2 separate regions of the Mus musculus genome follow, and region 1 is linked to region 2. Evidence: chromatin loops called from intact Hi-C (ENCODE). Cell type or tissue: left cerebral cortex. All regions are shown on one strand. Each heading gives the region's core, and the rest is flanking DNA. Links, peaks and the distances in the headings are about the cores only.

Region 1 (9,142 bases), core at 670-8,669, 140 kb after region 2:
CGGCATCGGCTGGCTCATGGCTCTGTCCTCCATGCTGTGTATCCCACTCTGGATCTTCATTAAGCTGTGGAAGACAGAGGGCACACTGCCCGAGGTGAGCAGTTGATGGAGGAAGGCTCAGGAGGCTGGGTCTGAATGGAAGGGGAACGGCAGCAGGCTCCTCTTTGGCGGGAATCCATCCTTAAACCGTGCCAGAAGCACCTCTGTGAGATTTCTGGATTAAGCCCGATTCTGTGAATTCTACCGCAGCCTCCCACCCGCCAAACAGGTTGAGAGTGCCTCTTAATTGATAGAGGGTAGAAACGGTCTGGACATTCCTACAGGGAAAGCATTTGAATCAGGATCCGAACTGAGGTGTAGCCAAATGTCATCTCTGACAGGCCACAGGGAAACACAAGTGCCACCTAAAATGCTTCCTCCAGCTCCCTGCCCACGGGGACAGACGGATGGGGAAGGTCCCTTTGGGACATGCTGGTCAAGGGCAGTTGGTTAATGTAGACTGAGACCAAACTGTCCATAGGGGAATTGACCTGGGACTTTAGAACCTCAGCCTTGGGACATCCTGCTCAGCCCTCCTGCAGCCTCCTGGTACTTACAAGCCCATTTCCAGCTTCTTTGTGTTACCTCAGTGCATTATCCTATCTATCCAGACAGCAGGACTTGTTACAGAGTGAGCTCTCTGATCTGGCCTAGCCTCAGGCCTCCCTGCTTTGTGATCTGCACCTGACATTTCACATATATTGAGCCTGGGGAATCCTCTGTGAGACACAGGAAGGGTCTAAGAGGAATTGCGGGGGGTGGGGCTGGGGTGGTGTGGTGTATAAGGACCTTCCCAGCAGAACAGCCCAGAGGAAGAATCATGTTGGAGCTGTGCTTGGTCCTTTGGCCTGAACCTCACAATAAATTCTGGCCAGCAGCTGAGGGCAGGGTAGCACCAAGGTTATACATCTTAGCTGTGTAGGTGATTAAGCAGGGATTCAAACCCAGGCACCTACCTCCAGAGCCTCTTCTCTCAACCTTGGTCTAAGACAAGAACCTGGTGCAGGGCCTGGCACACAGGAGCACAGTCAATAAGCTGCCATGAATCTAAATAGTAATTCTACCTAGACAGTGTGGCTTCCATCAGAGAGAAGAGAGCCAGCCTGGTCCTTGAGCACTGAGCCACCTCACAGTTCTTGCAGCTTTTTTTTTTTTTTTTCAGGAAAGGGCCCATGCTCAGGAGGGTTTCTTAAATCCTGGTCCCAGGGAAGGGCAGATGATGCTGAGGTGGGGCCCATGCATGAGATGCATTCCACGAGGTTGAGGCAGCTGAATTAAGGGGTGGCGTCTGCCTCTAAGCATAGCTTGAGAAGCGCAGTAAGAACATAGATCCCCCCCCTTCCCATGCACTGCAGTGGTGTGGTGACAAACCCAGGGCAGGGTAGGACTCTGATCAACCAACATTCACATCAATAGCCCTGAAAGTCCCACTCCCTCTGGTCAGTGCCTGTCATCCTGACTCACAGGTACAGTGATGCGGCCAGAGGTCGGGACCCTGGCTGGAACAGCTGTCAGGCCACTTCAAAGCCCAGCTGCCCCTCCTGCCAAGGAAGGAACAGGGTGGCAGCCCTGATTCTGACTCTCTAGGCCTGGTTACCTTCCACATCCACGCTGCAGGAGCTAAATGTCTCCATTTCCTTACTTTTCACTTATTCACAGAACAGGGATCTCAGACATCCCTGTTTCTGGTGGTAGGAACTCAAGGAGGTAATGACTCGCCCAGAACTGAGAAGTAAGGCAAAGGCAGGGGTTGGCCCCAGTCAGATGGCTCCAAGGAACATCTATATTGCTGGGGAGGCAGGATGGACAGACCTGGCACCCAGCATCCTTGCTTACACAGCCTTCTCCTCCTCTCCAACCATCTAGAAATTACAGAAGTTGACAGTCCCCAGCGCCGATCTGAAAATGCGGGGCAAGCTTGGGGCCAGCCCACGGACGGTGACCGTTAATGACTGTGAGGCCAAGGTCAAGGGCGACGGCACCATCTCTGCCATCACAGAGAAGGAGACACACTTCTGAGTCCCCACCAGCCATTTGGATGCGGCTCCAACCTTCCTTCCCTGCGTGTAAATGAATCCTGAACCTCGTACTTCACCTAATGTTAGGGGCTTGCTCGTCTGCACAGGACTTATTAACAAGTTAACTCCCAGCCGGCCACTGTGTGCCCTGTACCCTTGCCTCTTCCCAGTGATAGTGGGCATATCCACCTCACCAAGATAATTCTGTACAGTGACTAGCAGATCCTGGCCTAGGGTGGCTCAGCCGGTGTTTTCTAGAGTCCTTGTATTATATACTGTCAACTCGTATGCTGGGGGCAGGTGGAGTGGGGGAGCGGTGCCCATCTGCCTCTGATGTTCAGTCATTCCTGGTTTTATCTCTGAACTTCCCTGGCCACCCTCCTCTGTGCCCTGGGACCAGTTTGTTTTATTTTATTTTTTTTTCTTTTGGTCTTCCCCTTTTCCTAGTGACACCTTCCACATGTCAATGTCGTAAGACAGAGAGCAAAGCCTCCCACCATCGTTAGGACTCCTGAGTAACCAGGAGTTGCTGACTGTCCCTTCAAGTGACTGTGGCTCCTTTCTCTCCCTGGCCCCTAGTTTCTCCATCTCCCAGACCAAGGGGGCGAGGGGGTTGAGTGGAGTCTTCCCTTCAAAGCAGGGAAGAATACCTGACTCGTTGCTTCGCAGAGCTGCTTTGACCTGCAGAGACTTGTAGACCTCTTCTCTTCTCTGTCCCCTTGGTTACCACCTACCCACCTTGCCTATTTTAAGTGAAACTTACCACCAATGATGTGGGGAAGTGTGTTTCCCTAACAACTGGAGTTTTAGCCTAACCCTGATCCCTTAACTGGTGCACCCCAGCCCCCGTGTTCGGGGCTCCCACCATCTGTCCAGCCTTCTTGGCCACCAGCTCTGTCCCTCCTTCCTAGATAGGGATGATCAGAAGGTAGCCATCTCTTCTTGCAGCTGCCTGGCCAGGATCTATGGCTTAGGATCTATGGCCACCCCTGCAGGGGAGCTACAGTGAGGCCTGGGGCTGGATTCCACCCACAGTCCCTTCCCTGTGCACCCTGCTTTGTCCCCTGCCTTGTCCCCTGCTCTCTCTTCTACCTACCTGCCTACCCCTGCAGATCCTGTGGGCAGACACCTTACTCTGGAGCCATTCCACCTGCCTGTCACCTGGGTCTGAGAAGCCTTCACTTCCACTTGCCAGAGGGAAGAACTGGCCACCCATCTGTCAGGCTCTTCCTTGGAAACGAAGAGCAGAGGTGGTCTCTAGGGGGAGGCTGGTGCCATTCCCTCCTGCCTGGCTCAGACCTCTTAGACTGGTCTCTCTTCCTCAGCTGCTGGGTTCTTTGTCTGCCCAGCTATTGGAGGATGGGAAGTGGAGGGAGGGTCACTCTTTCCCTCTTACTGTAGTTTCCTAGATTTATCTGAGGAAAAGTGAGATGTCTTCACGCTAAGGCTCCAGTGTTCTGTCAGAGACCTGAATGCTCTATTTGCCCAATGCTTCCAGACTCTTAGCTGTTCTGCCCAGCCCCCGTCCCGCTCCCACCTAAAGCCTGAGTTGGCTGAGCCAAATGCCCAGCACTGCCCCCACCTAACTGGGCACTTGTCTAGGGCACACCACCCCCAGCTGCTCACACACAGACCACATATTCCTTCTGGGAAGGCCAGCATCATCCTGAAGATGACCTGTGGGGTTGGTCCTTGATGGCTGTCCCCTCCACCCTACCCCTGAGAAGGGAAGCTGCCCGTTGCTGCTACTGCACCTCACCACCAACTCCCTCATGGACAGACAGATCCCTGATGTCTGTCACTATAGACACACGTGTTGTACATGTGGCCCTTAACACTTGACACTCTTAACACTACTCATGGGGCTGGGTAGAGGGAGGCTTGTGGTTTGGGGGGTTGTTATTTTTTGCTTTCTTTTCTTCCTTTCTTTTTTCTTTTTGTCTTTTTTTGTAATTTCATACTAGTATTTGGGTAACTGTAGGGAGGAGGGGAGGGTAAGTGGGGGCAAGTGGGGGCAAGGGGACATATCATTGTGACAACTTTTTTGATATTTACTAGAAATGATGCAATATATCCTTTCTGAGATATTTACAGTATTATTAAAGGGTTGGGCTGTTTTGCATAACAAACTTTTTATTGGCATACCCAAAGAGCACAAGATTGTCTGTCTGCTCGTTTTTAAAAATTAAAGGACGTGGATCAACTCCCATGTGGCTGTGCCCAGCAAGTGGTCGTTATTGGGCTTTCCTTCTGCCTTTGGGTATCCTCAGGGTATGCCTTTGGAAGCGTCTGTAATTAGAGGCTATGCTCTCCACTCAGCATTACAGCTCAGGCAGCACTGGGAGCCGTGGTGTTTCAGGCCCCTCTTCCTTTGATGGCTGGTGGCTCATGTAGTCCCTGCACAGACGCTTCAGGTAAGCAGAGTGTTCAGCAGATCTCTCTCTCTCTCTCTCTCTCTCTCTCTCTCTCTCTTATCCTCACAACCACTTGTCCATTTTACAGATAGGGAAAATCAGAGCAGATAACTCAAGCAATTTGCCTCCCAGAGTCTCAAGGCTTATAAACCGTAGAATCTGTCCCCTGTCCCTCTCCTTGAGTCAGATGAGCTGCTGAGCTGAGGGCTGCTGAGCTGAGGGCTCTCCCTGCTGACAGCCTGAACAGTCACTTAATCAGGTGACAGCAGCGAGGCGGTAAAAGGCTGTCATAAAAATGTGTGTCGCCTTCCTTCCCAGGAAACTTGAGCTGCAGACCTTTGAATTTACAGGATTAAAGAATGTGCCTGGTCCACCGGTAGGCAGCTGTGTGTGCTAGTGACCCCTGCTGGCCAAGTGAGGCTCTGCAGCCTAGCTCTGATAGACACTGCTAATAACCTGAGTCTGAAAGGGGAGATTCGAAAGTGAAGTCAAAGACCCTCTCTAGTTCTAAGAAGTTTCCTGTGGGTGGTGGAAGGGACCAAGCATCAAAGAGCAAGCGATCTTCTGAAACCTAGTACCATTAGCTTCTTTCATGCACCCAATAGGCTGTCTCTAAACACCTACCAGTTTCCATTCCAGGACTTCAGGGTAAGATATAAGGGCAGCCCCCTTTCTTAAGTGTTCCCACTCTTAGTCAAAAGAAGCAGTGTCCACAGCCTTCTGGATGGAGACTGTCTGTGGAGGAGCTGCCTCTCTGGCCTCTCCAGCAAGACTATGCTGCTTATGGGATGAGTCTGCCCATGTTCCTGAGCCTTACCTCAGTTGTCTGTAATGGGGTAGCAATGAGACCCAGAGAGGACATGTGACGAACCCACTCTTCCCCAGAGGTCCCATGTAGACCCTATCACAGTCCCCAGGATCAACTGTCGGTGTCAGGAGGCTGGCAAGCCATCTGCACACCACTCAGCACCCAGCAGGGACAGGAGTGGTCTCTGAGCCTAACTCAGAGGCTGGGGCATCTTTCTGTGTCCCTGTTGAGAAAGGGTTGTTCCGCAGGGAACATTGGGGGAATCAACAAAGCATGTGCCCTCTGTGTGCTGTAGCCCCATCCCAGGGGAAAACTCTGAGAAAAAGAAGTCTGCCTCAGCCCCAGCAAAGAGTGGGCCAGCTCTACATGTCCCCTACCTTTCTCTTCTCCCTAGATCCTCTACAGAAGGTGTAATACCCACTCACCATGATGAGGGCTGTCTACTTCACTCCATCCGCTGATTCACATGTTAACCTCTTCCTAGCATTGCCCACCGCCCACCCCCGACAGACCTTCAGGCAAGCCCTGTTTAACCAGCTACCTGGGCACCTCCTTAGCCCAGACAAGCTCACACATGAAGTTGACTTTTAGGAACTCGGGAGGTGCCACAGCCTCTGGCACCACTGGGTGACCCAAGAGCATGCTGAAATTACAGCTGGTGTAGTTTGTGTAGGGAGAGCCTTGAAAGCCATCTGGAAATATGATGCATCTCTCGAGGGCTCCACATTCTTGAAAATGATTGAAGACCGCTAGAACTCATTCAGAAGGATGGGGACACTGGAGACCTCCAAGAGGCACTGAACTGGGAGATAAACCCTCCCCTACCCCACCCCCACAGGACCTGAAAAGAGACACCAGAGGTTCCTGGTGGATGGTTGGATCATTGAGTCATCAGTGAGGGAGGGAACTTTGGGAGTTAGGATGGACAAATGACAAGAGCCTTGTGGGAGGGGCGGAGGCCCTGGGAATAGGAGAGGCAGAGGACCAACAGAATTTAAGAAATCAGGGTTCAAGGGCATTACTGGGGGGCCATTGTAATCATCCATAGGCCTTCGGGAGGACATGGGTTGACCTTGAGGAAGGGGAGGAATGGGGAGACCCTCTCCCATCCCTTATCTGGGCCTTAGACCAGCAGGTAGCAGGTCACCAGGAGGCACTGCTGCTAACCTCAGGCTATGAAGGTGGGACCTGAAACAGGGACCTGGGCAGGAGACTTGGGGATGGGGTGGGGGGTTGTCCTAAGGTCTTATCTAGGTTCCCAGCTGAAGGAACAGAAAGGCTACCCTTGACAAAAGAATATAATTCACCCTCCCCTGCTTCACCTCCAACCTGACAGCAGACACCCTCTCCCCTGGCTGTGACCTTAGGCAAAGGATTTCACTTGTCTAGTTCAGTCTTAGTGACTACACAAAAGGGCTAAGTGCAGGTGTCTGACCCACTTCAAGTCTAATACCATCAGAGACCTGGCTGGCTTCCTCACTTCAACTTTGCTATGCCTTGGACAGAGTCGTCTTGCCCCTCTGAACAAAGCTGACGCAGGCCTTAGTTAGCTGTGTGGCATTCATTTCGTAAGACTCCAGGTGAACCGGAAAGGTATCGATGGAGAGTATTCTGATAAGGCAGGTTGTGGGGAAGTGACTATGCAGCGATGACTAGGCTGAAGAACCAGGGTGGCCCTGTGGGTCTGTCCACACTGCACCACACTATGCTGGATTCACACCTGCTGGCCAGCTCTGATCCATCTGCCATAGAGTCAGGCCCCCATCCCATCTGGACAAGGAAGCCCACAGGACGGCCACAGAGAACAGGACTCGGATTGGGGGTGGGGCACCATACCAAATAGGGATGATGAAAGTTTCTGTGGAGAAGATTTAGGCCAATTCCCCTCTCTTTTTTATTTTTCTTTTCTGTACCATCTAATTATTTTTTTTTCTAAACAGAACGCGTCTATTGCTTTTCTTATTCCAAAACATGAAATCAATGACGCTATTTTTAAAAATCCTCCCTAGGCCACTGAGAAGCTGGCTACAAACACACGTTCTGAGGGGGTTGGAAAGACAGACACGTGGTTGGAAGAGATGGTGAGAGGAAGAAGAGGGAGCCAGGAGGGTGGCTGCCCACCCTCGCCAAACTCATCAGCCCAGGAATTCAGCTCTGCCCCCAAGATGCCAGCAACCAAGCAGGACCTGTCTTTTGTGTCACAGGCAGGACCCTTCCTCTGGTGACAGCATTTATGGGCATTGTAGCTATTTCTAGATTGTGGCTTCTCACAGCTATTGGAGGAGAAAGGGAAGAAACCTTCATCAATGGCTAGCCTGTTTTATCTACAGATAAAACCAACATTCCCCCCCCCACCCCCTTATCCACTGAGGGCATGGGGTTACTAACCAGTGACTAGATAGAGAAACTGAGTGTTAAGGTTTGCACCACCGACTGCCTTGCAATCCTGTTCTCTTACTCATTTCTCAGGGGGATTCAACCCCTGCAGCCTCTGCCCCCCACCCAGTCTGTTCCCCTCCATCACTGGTCCTTCATTCAGCTGCTACCTACATGAAGAAAATGCCAGTTTTGGGTCCTCTGTATCATACAACTTCATTCTGGTAGGCAGAGACAGGACCATGAGCATCCCATGAAGTCAAGTAAAGAGAGGGCCGAAGCAAGTGAGAGGTGTAAGGAGGCCAGAGAGCATGGCAGGAGTGTGTGTGTGTGTGTGTGTGTGTGTGTGTGTGGTCTAAATAGACCATCCATGGAGGGTCTCCCTGGAAAAGAGAGAGAGAGAGAGAGAGAGAATCACGTCATGACATCATGACCTTGTGGGAAAAAGCATTACTGGAAGAGAGCAACACGTGCAAAGGCCCTGTGGTGGAAGCTTATATGTACTAGTCCCAGAACTGCAAGGAGCCAAAACAAAGTGCTTAGGGGAAAGTGGGGCATGCTAAACTGAGAGAGGCAGTGGGTAGAACGGGATGGCCTGGCAGGCTAGTGTCAATGTAAAATGAGGGAGCCAGGAACCAAGGGGAAGGTTGAACAGAAAAGGTGTAAGTTCTGATGTCTGTGGTATATATGTATGTATGTATGTATGTATGTATGTATGTATGTATGTATGTATTCAGTTATTCCTCTCTTTTTCTTTATTTGCATTTACATGTGTCTGTGATGGAGGGGCACACATGTGCCCCAATGCATGTATTTGGAGGTCAGAGGGTATCTTGCAGGAGCTGGTTCGTTCTTTCCACCATGTAAGTTCTGACGATCAAGCTCAGGTCTTCAGACCTGGTGACAAATGCCTTTACCTTCTGAGCCATCTCACAGGCTCTGGTTCATGTTTGAATGAGACCTCTCAGCTGCTGTAGGGGCCCCAGGTAAGGTGACAGCTAGAACCAGAGGAGGGGTGGGGGGTGGGGGAGGAGGATGGGGTCAGCCTAAGAGGGGATATGTATATCCTGGGTGTGGTTTGAAAGTGGACTAAGATTTCTTGGTGCTCTGGAAGCAGAGCATCTGAGATGATGGGCTGGAGATAGGAGCAGTTGAGCAGATCTCAGTCTTCTGGTGGGAGGAGCTAGACCTTAAAAGGTCAGTGTTGGGTGACATCATGTGCCACAGGTGGAGTCAGACTCTAGCAAATCCTTCCACCCCTTGAGGTCTCACTTTGCCTCATCTACAAGCTGGAAATGGGTTACTCTTGAGCCTCGGAGTTTTGCAAGGCCTGGTGTCCTGTTAGCATGGTACTTTGTGGTAGCCGAGGCTAATGTCTCCTAGAGACTAAAGGGCCCCCACTATAGGGGTCAGACAGGCAGGATCCTGCCCTAGCTAAATGACTTTTGACCAGACAGCCACCTCTTCCATCCCCATCGGCTCCTCTG
Region 2 (9,142 bases), core at 775-8,774:
CTTGAAGGCACCAAGCATACACATAGTACATGGACAGATGCAGGCACACATCCATACCAAAAAAAAAAAAAAAAAAAAAAAGGTATAAAACAATTCTTATTTTAAAAAATTCAGCTGCATCCTTCGGCTGAGATGAGGGGATACCTCACTGGACAAGGGGTCTCTGGGCCTCCTTCCTGCATGTCCTGTGTACACACATCCCATTTATAATATTAAGATATGCCAGCTTTCACACTGATGAAAGTGAGTTCATATGGTCACTGCTTTTCACCACCCTGCTGTGAACCACCCAGCTCTCCGGTGTCTTACTTTGGAATAGGAGTGGTCAGGCAGTCTCGCCCAGCAGCAGTGCAGTCAGTGTTCTAGGAGTGCTGCAGGTAGCTGGGCTTAGCTGGATTATCCGGTAGGCTAGGAATACTAACCACATGTAGGACTTAGATGTTTTTAGCGTATAGTGAGTTACGTGGATGAAGCGCTAACATGATTAAGGACCACGTATGTGTGCTATTATTCTGGTGACATCTCATACAGTGGGGCTTCTTTGGTGCTCAGTGTACTACCTTCTTCATTAGTTAACCCTGCCACAGCTCAGATTCATGTCCACTTTGGCCCCAATGTCCACCTAGGCATCCTAACCTGAAGTAGACCCAGATACCCAGAACCACATACACAACCCCCAGCAAATGCCTCAGGTAGGCCATGCCTGGTGTGATCATTATTTAACTCAGTATTTTGCCTTGTGCCTGCTTTCTCCTGGGCCCCTACCTCAGGAATCGTGACCGGGGTGTGAACACCAACCTGAATGGCCCTCCCACTCACCATGCCTGTCCACTCCTGTTACTCTCTCACTACACCTGCATCTGTTACCAAGACAACAGCATCCTTCCCTCCATTCAAATGTTGGCCTGGCTTAGTGTTTAAAAGTGTTGATTTCAGAGGGCCTGGGTTCAGTTTGCAGCACCTACAGGCTCATAGTCACCTGTAAATTCAGCTCCAGGGTTTCTGAAACTCTCTAGCTTCCAAGGACACCTGCATATCTGCGGTGTACATAAACACACACACACACACTCCCTCTCCCTTCCTCTACACACACACACACACACACAGACACACAGACACACAGACACACAGACACACACACACACACACACACACACACACACACACACAGAGAGAGAGAGAGAGAGAGAGAGAGAGATAATAAAAACAATCTTCTAAAAAGCCTTATTTATAATAGCCAGAAGCTGGAAAGAACCCAGATGCCCCTCAACAGAGGAATGGATACAGAAAATGTGGTACATTTACACAATGGAGTACTACTCATCTATTAAAAAGAATGAATTTATGAAATTCCTAGGCAAATGGATGGACCTGGAGGGCATCATCCTGAGTGAGGTAACCCAATCACAAAGGAACTCACAAAATATGTACTCACTGATAAGTGGATATTAGCCCAGAAACTTAGGATACCCAAGATATAAGATACAACTTGCCAAACGCATGAAATTCAAGAAGAACGAAGACCAAAGTGTGGACACTTTACCCTTTCATAGAAATGGTAACAAAACACCCATGGAAGGAGTTACAGAGACAAAGTTTGGAGCTGTGACGAAAGGATGGACCATCTAGAGACTGCCATATCTGGGAATCCATCCCATAATCAGCTTCCAAACGCTGACACCATTGCATACACTAGCAAGATTTTGCTGAAAGGACCCAGATAGAGTTGTCTCTTGTGAGTCTATGCCGGGGCCTAGCAAACACATAAGTGGATGCTCACAGTTAGCTATTGGATGGATCACAGGGCCCCCAATGGAGGAGCTAGAGAAAGTACCCAAGGAGCTAAAGGGATCTGCAACCCTATAGGTGGAACAACAATATGAACTACCCAGTACCCCGGAGCTCTTGTCTCTAGTTGCATATGTAGCAGAAGATGGCCTAGTTGGCTATCACTGCAAAGAGAGGCCCATTGGACTTGCAAACTTTATATGCCCCAGTACAGGGAACGCCAGGGCCAAAAGGTGGGAGTGGGTGGGTAGGGGAGTGAAGGGGAGGGTATGGGGGACTTTTGGGATAGCATTGGAAATGTAAATGAGGAAAATACCTAATTAAAAAATATATATATTAAAAAAAAGTGAGCTCAGTTATTCTCCTGTCGTTTAAGTTCAAGGTGACCCGATGATGGGTCACACAAGAGCTAGAGATTCTCTACAAGTTCTCATGGGTTGCAGTCTAGGAGTCAGATGGTTCTGGATACCGAGGGCCTTGTGAAAGGAACTTATAACAAAGGGGCACCTGGAGTTTCAAGAAGTTGTCTTAGTTATAGTTCTATCACTGCTAAGAGACACCATGACCAAGGGAACTCATAAATTTTTTAAAGTATTTAATTAGGGGCTTGCTTACAGTTTCCAAGATCACCATGCTGGGAAGCAGTCGGGCATGGCAATGGAACAGTAGCTGAGAGCTTTACACCCTGATCCACAGGAAGCAGACAGACAGACAGACAGACACACAGACACTGGGCCTGGTGTAGGCTTTTGAAATCTCCAAGTCCACCCCTTATGACAAAACTCCTTCTACAAAGCCACACTTCCTAATCCTTCCCAAACAGCCTACCAACTGTTGAATAAACAATCATATATTTATATCCATCTGTGTCTATGGGGGTCATTCTCATTTAAACCAGTACAGTGGGGCAGTAAAGAGGACCAGAATCAGTGGAAGGCATAGCCAGCCTCAGCAGTCAGGAGAGCAAGTGATGTCCTCCACCCCAAGAGAGAGCATGGAGATATAGCCTCTGCTAGTCATGGGAATAGACCTCTCCTACGCCTTTGGGTTTGCTGGCCCTCCACTTTCCCATGCTGCCCCAGAGTTGGCATGGTGCCTGCAGCTACAGTCAGTCTTCAGGGTCAGTGCTCTGGGCCCAGAGAAAAGCAGAGACAGGTGGTGGGCAGGAAGAAGCCAATGGAAGATCTAGGTAAACTAGGGCAATCCTGGCCCCACAGTGACCTCTCAGATCATGGAAATAAGCAACAACTCAGCGTTTCCATACACATGTGAAGAAGGCAGCATTCTGACATTGTGCCCGGTCACTTCAAGTTTCCATGTGTCAAACCCCCTTTCTACATGTCCAGTGCCCAAGGCCAGGATGCTGTTTCCTCTTCTAAGACCTAGTTCAAGTCCTCAGCTGGGGAGCTGCCCTTCACTCTTCAACAAAGACGGTTACCCTATTCCCAAGGCCCTGAAGTATTGCCTGGCCTGATTCTAGTTTCCTGTTGATTTTTTTTTCCATATGTGCCACCTCCTTTCCTTAGGCAAACCATCAGACTTCAATACTCCCAGTTTGGAGCACGTGTTAGTTATCCAGTAAAAACATGAACTAGTAAGTGAATTAAAAGTGACGAGATAGACTTATGAACTGTGACCATCCCTGACATTCCCGTTGGTGGCGATGGGTTTTCTTATCACTTGCAAACAATGGTGTGAGTTTTCATACCTGCCAGTGTTTAAAAATAGATGCAACACATCACGAACTCAAAATCCAAAGCTGATTTGATTTTGTTGAAGTGTTAACAACAACAACAACAACAAAACCCATGAACATAAAAGACCTGCCATTCAGTTCCAAGCAAAGTCACACACAGAGCAGCTGCTATCAAGGGAAAAGCCTTCGTTGTGGCAGTGGTGGGCTTCAGCTTGCAATTCCTGCCTTGGTATCTTGGGCATATTAAACCGACAGCATTGAAAGACTGTTTGGAAGCAGAGTTTACACCCACTCACCAGTGGAGAGGCATTTGTGGACATGGGCTATGAAACCTGTTTTTATTTCAGCAGTTTGTGAAATACAATCTCCATGCAAATAGGAAAGGGAACTTCTCAGCGTGTGGACTCAGAGGACTGCTCGAGCATCAGCTGTGTGACTAGCATTTGGGAGGCTGGACAGTGTCCAAGGACACTTAAGGAATTTTAGAATCACAAAGGAAACCTGATGTGCTGTGATGAGACAATTTGGTGTCCAGGCAAACAAACAAGCTGGCTCCAAGGAAGAGCTGGTCTGAGCTGCCCAGTGACTGTTGAGCAGATCTGTTCCCAGAAATCTGCAGTTGTTGGAGAACACTCACCCCATTGACTCTTCTGTTAAAATCTCATCCAGCCAAGTGCTCTGAATGCTTTAAATAAAGAGGGAAAATGTAAATTTGTAAGCCTAAGGTATAAGATCTTGGTAATATTTTAAAATTCTCCCTTGTTAGTGTGTATGTGTATGATATTTGTAAGTGCACATGTTTGGAGATCAGAGGGTAATTTCCAGAATTTAGTTGTCTTCTTATCTGATGGGCTTTAGCCATCAAATTTGTTAGCCATCAAATTTGGGTCATCAAGTTTATGGGCAAGCATTTTTACATAATAAGCTACCTCACTGACTGTTTAATATAAAGTTTTTCTTCTAACACTTATTTATTTTTATGTGTATAAGTGTTTTGTCTATATGTATTTAAGTGTACTGTGTGTCTGGTACCCATGGAGGTCTGAAGAGGGTGCCAGATCCCCTGAAACGACAGTTGTGAGCTAGTGTGTGGGTGCTGGGAACTGAATCATTGCAAGAGCAATACATGCTTTTAACCAATGAGGCAACTCTCCAGCCCCCTTTGATGATAGGGTTTTAATGGGTGATTCAATCTGCCTATGTGGTGATTAACACCAACTCTGAGCTGTAAAGGAAGGAGGTGACATTCTGACAACTGAAGAAAAGCTATAAAAACAAAAACTCAAGACAGTGGCACCTGCCTTTAATCCCAGTATCTGAGAGGCAGAGGCATGAATATCTCTTTGAGTTTGAAGCCAGCCTGGTCTATATAATGAGTTAGGCCAGCCACAGTTATTGGGTGCGATGATCAGAGATCTTCATAAGAGAGTGGGTTGGAAAGACTGAGAGTCAGAGGTTGGGCAGGACCAAAATGAAACGGTGTCATCCGATGTGACAGGCAGGACTCATCGCGGTTGTGGGTTACTACACAAAACCAAGCCAGTCAACATTCAGCATAGAATGGGAAGGCTTATGAGCCCCTACTCCTGGCTGAGGATCTGTGGGTTAGTAAGTACATTCTCGTAGAGGGAGACTCAGCCTTGGATAGGTTGAATATGCTTTAATGGTTGGCCCCAAAGTTCATGAAAGGCATACTTGGAGCCAATAGTTTATTAAAAATGATGATGCCATGCAGCTGGGGAGGCCAGAGAGGTGGGAGTATACAAGGGAGGAGTTAGGGAGGCAAATTGGGAGGACTGTGAATGAGAACTCCGATAAAGAAGCTGTGTTCAAAGAGAGAGAGAGACTGAAACTGCAGTACTCTGCAGAGATTGGAATGTTGCTAATTCCCTTATCCTGGGCTAGTGTGAGACCTCAGGAGCAGTCTCTGCGTGTCCATCTCTGTGTCTGAACTAACATTATGTGACTAATAGATAGAAAGCTTTAGAAATCTATTAACTTAGCAGACACGAACTTCTACCAACTCCCAAACTAAGAAGATCTCAGGTAAGACCTTAGGCCTATAGAAAAGTTTCCCCCTTTCTATCTTGCTGCAATGGTCTCCAAGATGTGCCCACCAATGTTCTAAACTTCCTTGATTTATAACTTCCTTGACTATGTAAAACTATAAAACGTCACAAAACTGCTTCCATGTTGGACCATGGAATTTGGAGTAACCAAGATCTGTGACCCCAGTCCATGTCTCTCGGAATGACCTTGAAATAAATTATGTCTTGTTCCCTTTAAGACTGAAGATGTGGTTTTTACATAGACAATGTGATCAAAATACATGGTGTTAAAGGCTCAAGGAATTAATAAAAGTATTTTCTTTAAATTAAAGTGGTGCCACTGAAACAGTTCACTGAGTAAAGGTGCTTGCCCGTGCATGCGTGGCAGCCGGAAGCCAACCTTGGGGCTCATTCTTTACCTTTAAAAAATACTTAAATTAAAAATTATTTAATTAAATTATTTTAAACTTATTTAAATAAATTTAAAATTATTTAATTAAGTCATCTAAAATTTATTTCAATTAAATTTTATTTAATTAAAAATTGCCTGTCTCTATGTATGAGTGGACATGGATGTGCTACTGTGTAGGTGTGATAGTCAGAGGACAACCTCTAGGTGCTGGTCTTCTCCGTATGCACACAGGTAGGTATACACACACATGCATATTGTTTTGAAGACAGTGTCTGTGTAGTTCCAGCTAGCTCATCCTCTCGAGAGCTGGATTCCAGGCCTGTGCCCCCACAATACAGCTCAAGTTTCTGTATTTGAATGGAGAGAAATGTGGTGAGAGAGGCAGACAGTGTTGGAAGTTGAAAAGTCTAAATGGTCTGAAAAGGGCATTTAGTTATCTCACTTTGTCTGCCAACAGCCAAGGAGCCAAAAGCTCACAAAGTAACCAGCTTGAAGTCCCTGCTGGAAGAAGCAGGCAGTTGGGCCGGGAACCCAGGAGGCTCTGAAGGCCACATTTCTTCCTATCTCTACCAGAGGAACAGCCTGGTGTGTAGTTGGAGCCCAGGAAAATCACAGTCTGAGGGAGATGCAGGATGGGCTGGTTCTTCATTTTTCTGCTCTGAATCTGGAGGCAAGACCTTGAATTTGGAATAGCTGAATGATAGTTACTACTGCTTTAGTGAAGTGTTTCTAAATGAAAAAAATCTATCTATCTATCTACCTACCTATCTATCTATCTATCTATCTATCTATCTATCTATCTATCTATCTATCTACCTATCTATCAAGAGATACATACCTCTGTCTCTCTCCCTCCCCTCCCCTCTCTCTTTTCCTCTCTCTTTCTCTTTCTCACGCACGTGTGCACACCATACACATAGACACACACACACACACACACACACACACACACACACACTTTGTTATTGTTTATGGCTGCCCCAAATGCACCACTTCCCCCAGTGGCCATCTCTGTAACTGAACACATAGACTGCCCTTGGAAAAGGTACCTGGTAAGTTTACTAAGCATGAAGGCAATCTTGGGAGTATTCCTGCTTACGCTGCATGCACACAGACCCCTCTGTCATTTCTCTCAGCATCACAAGGGTGCCTGTACCTGGGGGGTCTGGTTTTGCACCTACTGATCTGAATTTGTTTCCTTTCTATCCCTGCTTCCAGAATCCAGGGTTCATATTTCTGTGGCCATTTTACCCCAGTATCCTGGCAACCTCCTCCAAGGCTCTGCTGTCTGACAAGAAAGGAAACTAGAGGAGTGGGGAGGGGGTGTCTGAGCTGCTGAGGAGCAGAATAGGCATGAGAGAGAGAGAGAGTGAGTACTGGGGAGAGTTGTGGGAGGGGAGGACAGGAGGAGAGGTAAAAGGGAGGATGGGGAGGGGGAATGGTGGGGGAAAGAGCAGAGAAAGAATGAAGAGGGGAAGAAGAAAGGATATCGAGGTTAGATGAGATGGAGAAATGGCAGGTAGGATAGACATGGTCTATGTTCCTTAGGTTAGGAGTCACCCATCAGATCCAACACTTTGGGAATGACCCCAGACAAACAAAAGTCTAGAGTTAATATCTACATCTTCCCCACTCCAGCTGGAGGTGACTCACCTACAGACCTGAGTAGCAAAGGTTACCCCCTGGAGCAAGATCCAGGCAGGGTGATGCTCAGGGCATAGAGCATCCTTCCTTGGGTGATGGCTTTAGCTTAGGAACTCAGGGCCTGATCATCCTTATGTTTGATTTTTAAACTTCTAGTCCCATATCTAGATTCTGGAGAAATTCTTTGGATTCTGAGTCAGATTCTATTTTTACTGTCTTCAGCTTCCAGAAAGTTCTTGATCTGCAGTTTTTGGGAGAGCAGTTATTTCCATGGAAATATATCTTAACTGCAGGTCAGTCCCAGCACCCTGCATCTAGTAGTAACAATATGCATGGCAGCTTCCCCTGGCAGTTGAAGGATATTTTATTTCCAACCTGATTTAGCTCAAAGATGAGATTTTAGGAAAAGCATGAGGCAGGCAGGCAGGTACTCTAGCACACACCACACCTCACACACACTGAGCAGCTTCAACAGCATGCGTGCACATTAAGTTATAGACCGACACAGATTTGTCATATTTTCCCCCTAAAGTGTTGAGGTGGCTTTCTGGCCTTGCCTCGTGGCCATGGCAAGGATGCTGATGGGCTAAAACAAGCCTGGCCCAGGAGGCTCGGCACTGCAGCTGCCATGTGCTGCCGTCCTGAGTGGGGAATTTGGGCTCTACCCTATAAAAACTCAAACTTAACAAAACTGAAGCAAAATGAAAGAGAGAACCTGAACAGTCCTATAGTTTTTAAAGAAAAAAAGTAAATTAAGTCCTGCATGTCAGAAGAAAAAAAAGCCATACGGTCCCAGTTACCGCCCCCACCCCCAGTAATTATACCGAAGAACCAAAACCAACATGTAAAAAGGACATCTGAGCTCCCAAGCGCCCCACATCACTGTTCACAGCACCGAAGAAAGGACTCAACTTCATGCCTACCAATGGATAAATTAACACTCTCTCTCTCTCTCTCTCTCTCTCTCTCTCTCTCTCTCTCTCTCTCTCTCTCTTAATATTCAGCCACAGAAAAGAAGGAAATGTAATGTATTTTTCCTGAAAACATGGATGGTCTGTAGAACATCATGCTAAGTGGAGTTTACTTGTCATGGAAAGACAAATGCTACTATTCACATTTACATATGTGCTTTCTCACAGAAATGGAGCTTAGTAGTAGTTTTGAAGCTTCCTAATGCTGCCTCCCTTCAATACAGTCCCTCAGGTTGTGGTGACCCCCGCCCCCAACCATAGAATTATTTTGTTGCTACTTCATAACTTTAATATTGCTACTGTTACGAATAATAATGTAAATACCTGATATGCAGGATATCTGATATAAGATCTCCACGAATGGGTTATTTGACCAAAGGGGTCACGGGCCATAGGTAGAAAACCACTGGCATAAGGAATGGTTATGGTTAGCAGAAGTTGGAGAGAGGGTGGGCACAAGAAGGGAGGGAGTGGAGAATTGTCAGTCCAAGGATACAAAGTTTCAGACAAGGCTATGTCTGAGCATTTGCCTTGTTAACACCTTTCAAAGCAACTGAGAGTCAATTTGCAGTATTGCATTCTG

Evidence for each region. Hi-C counts contacts between places; a loop is a spot of excess contacts. Peaks named below come from ENCODE experiments on the same cell type or tissue, not always from the same donor. Only the 100,000 strongest peaks of a DNase experiment are listed, where the experiment ranks them.
Region 1: a loop joins it to region 2, with 1.9 times the contacts of the local background. A loop is called at or near these places in 2 of 42 quality-filtered maps.

What each region holds. Positions count from the first base shown.
Region 1 is chr6:114,245,683-114,254,824 of GRCm38, forward strand. Slc6a11 (solute carrier family 6 (neurotransmitter transporter, GABA), member 11) reads left to right here. Exons shown (of 14, transcript NM_172890.3): 13 at 1-94; 14 at 1,906-4,204. The coding sequence ends at 2,058. Among named protein-coding and RNA genes, the nearest start is that of Gm46972, 22 kb to the right of the region's middle. In left cerebral cortex, for the core only: a CTCF peak has its summit at 4,883 (motif pointing left); DNase peaks (open chromatin) are centred at 4,872 and 7,337.
Region 2 is chr6:114,107,035-114,116,176 of GRCm38, forward strand. No RefSeq gene overlaps it. Among named protein-coding and RNA genes, the nearest start is that of Gm36023, 17 kb to the left of the region's middle. In left cerebral cortex, for the core only: no CTCF peak of the experiment used is centred there; a DNase peak (open chromatin) is centred at 3,875.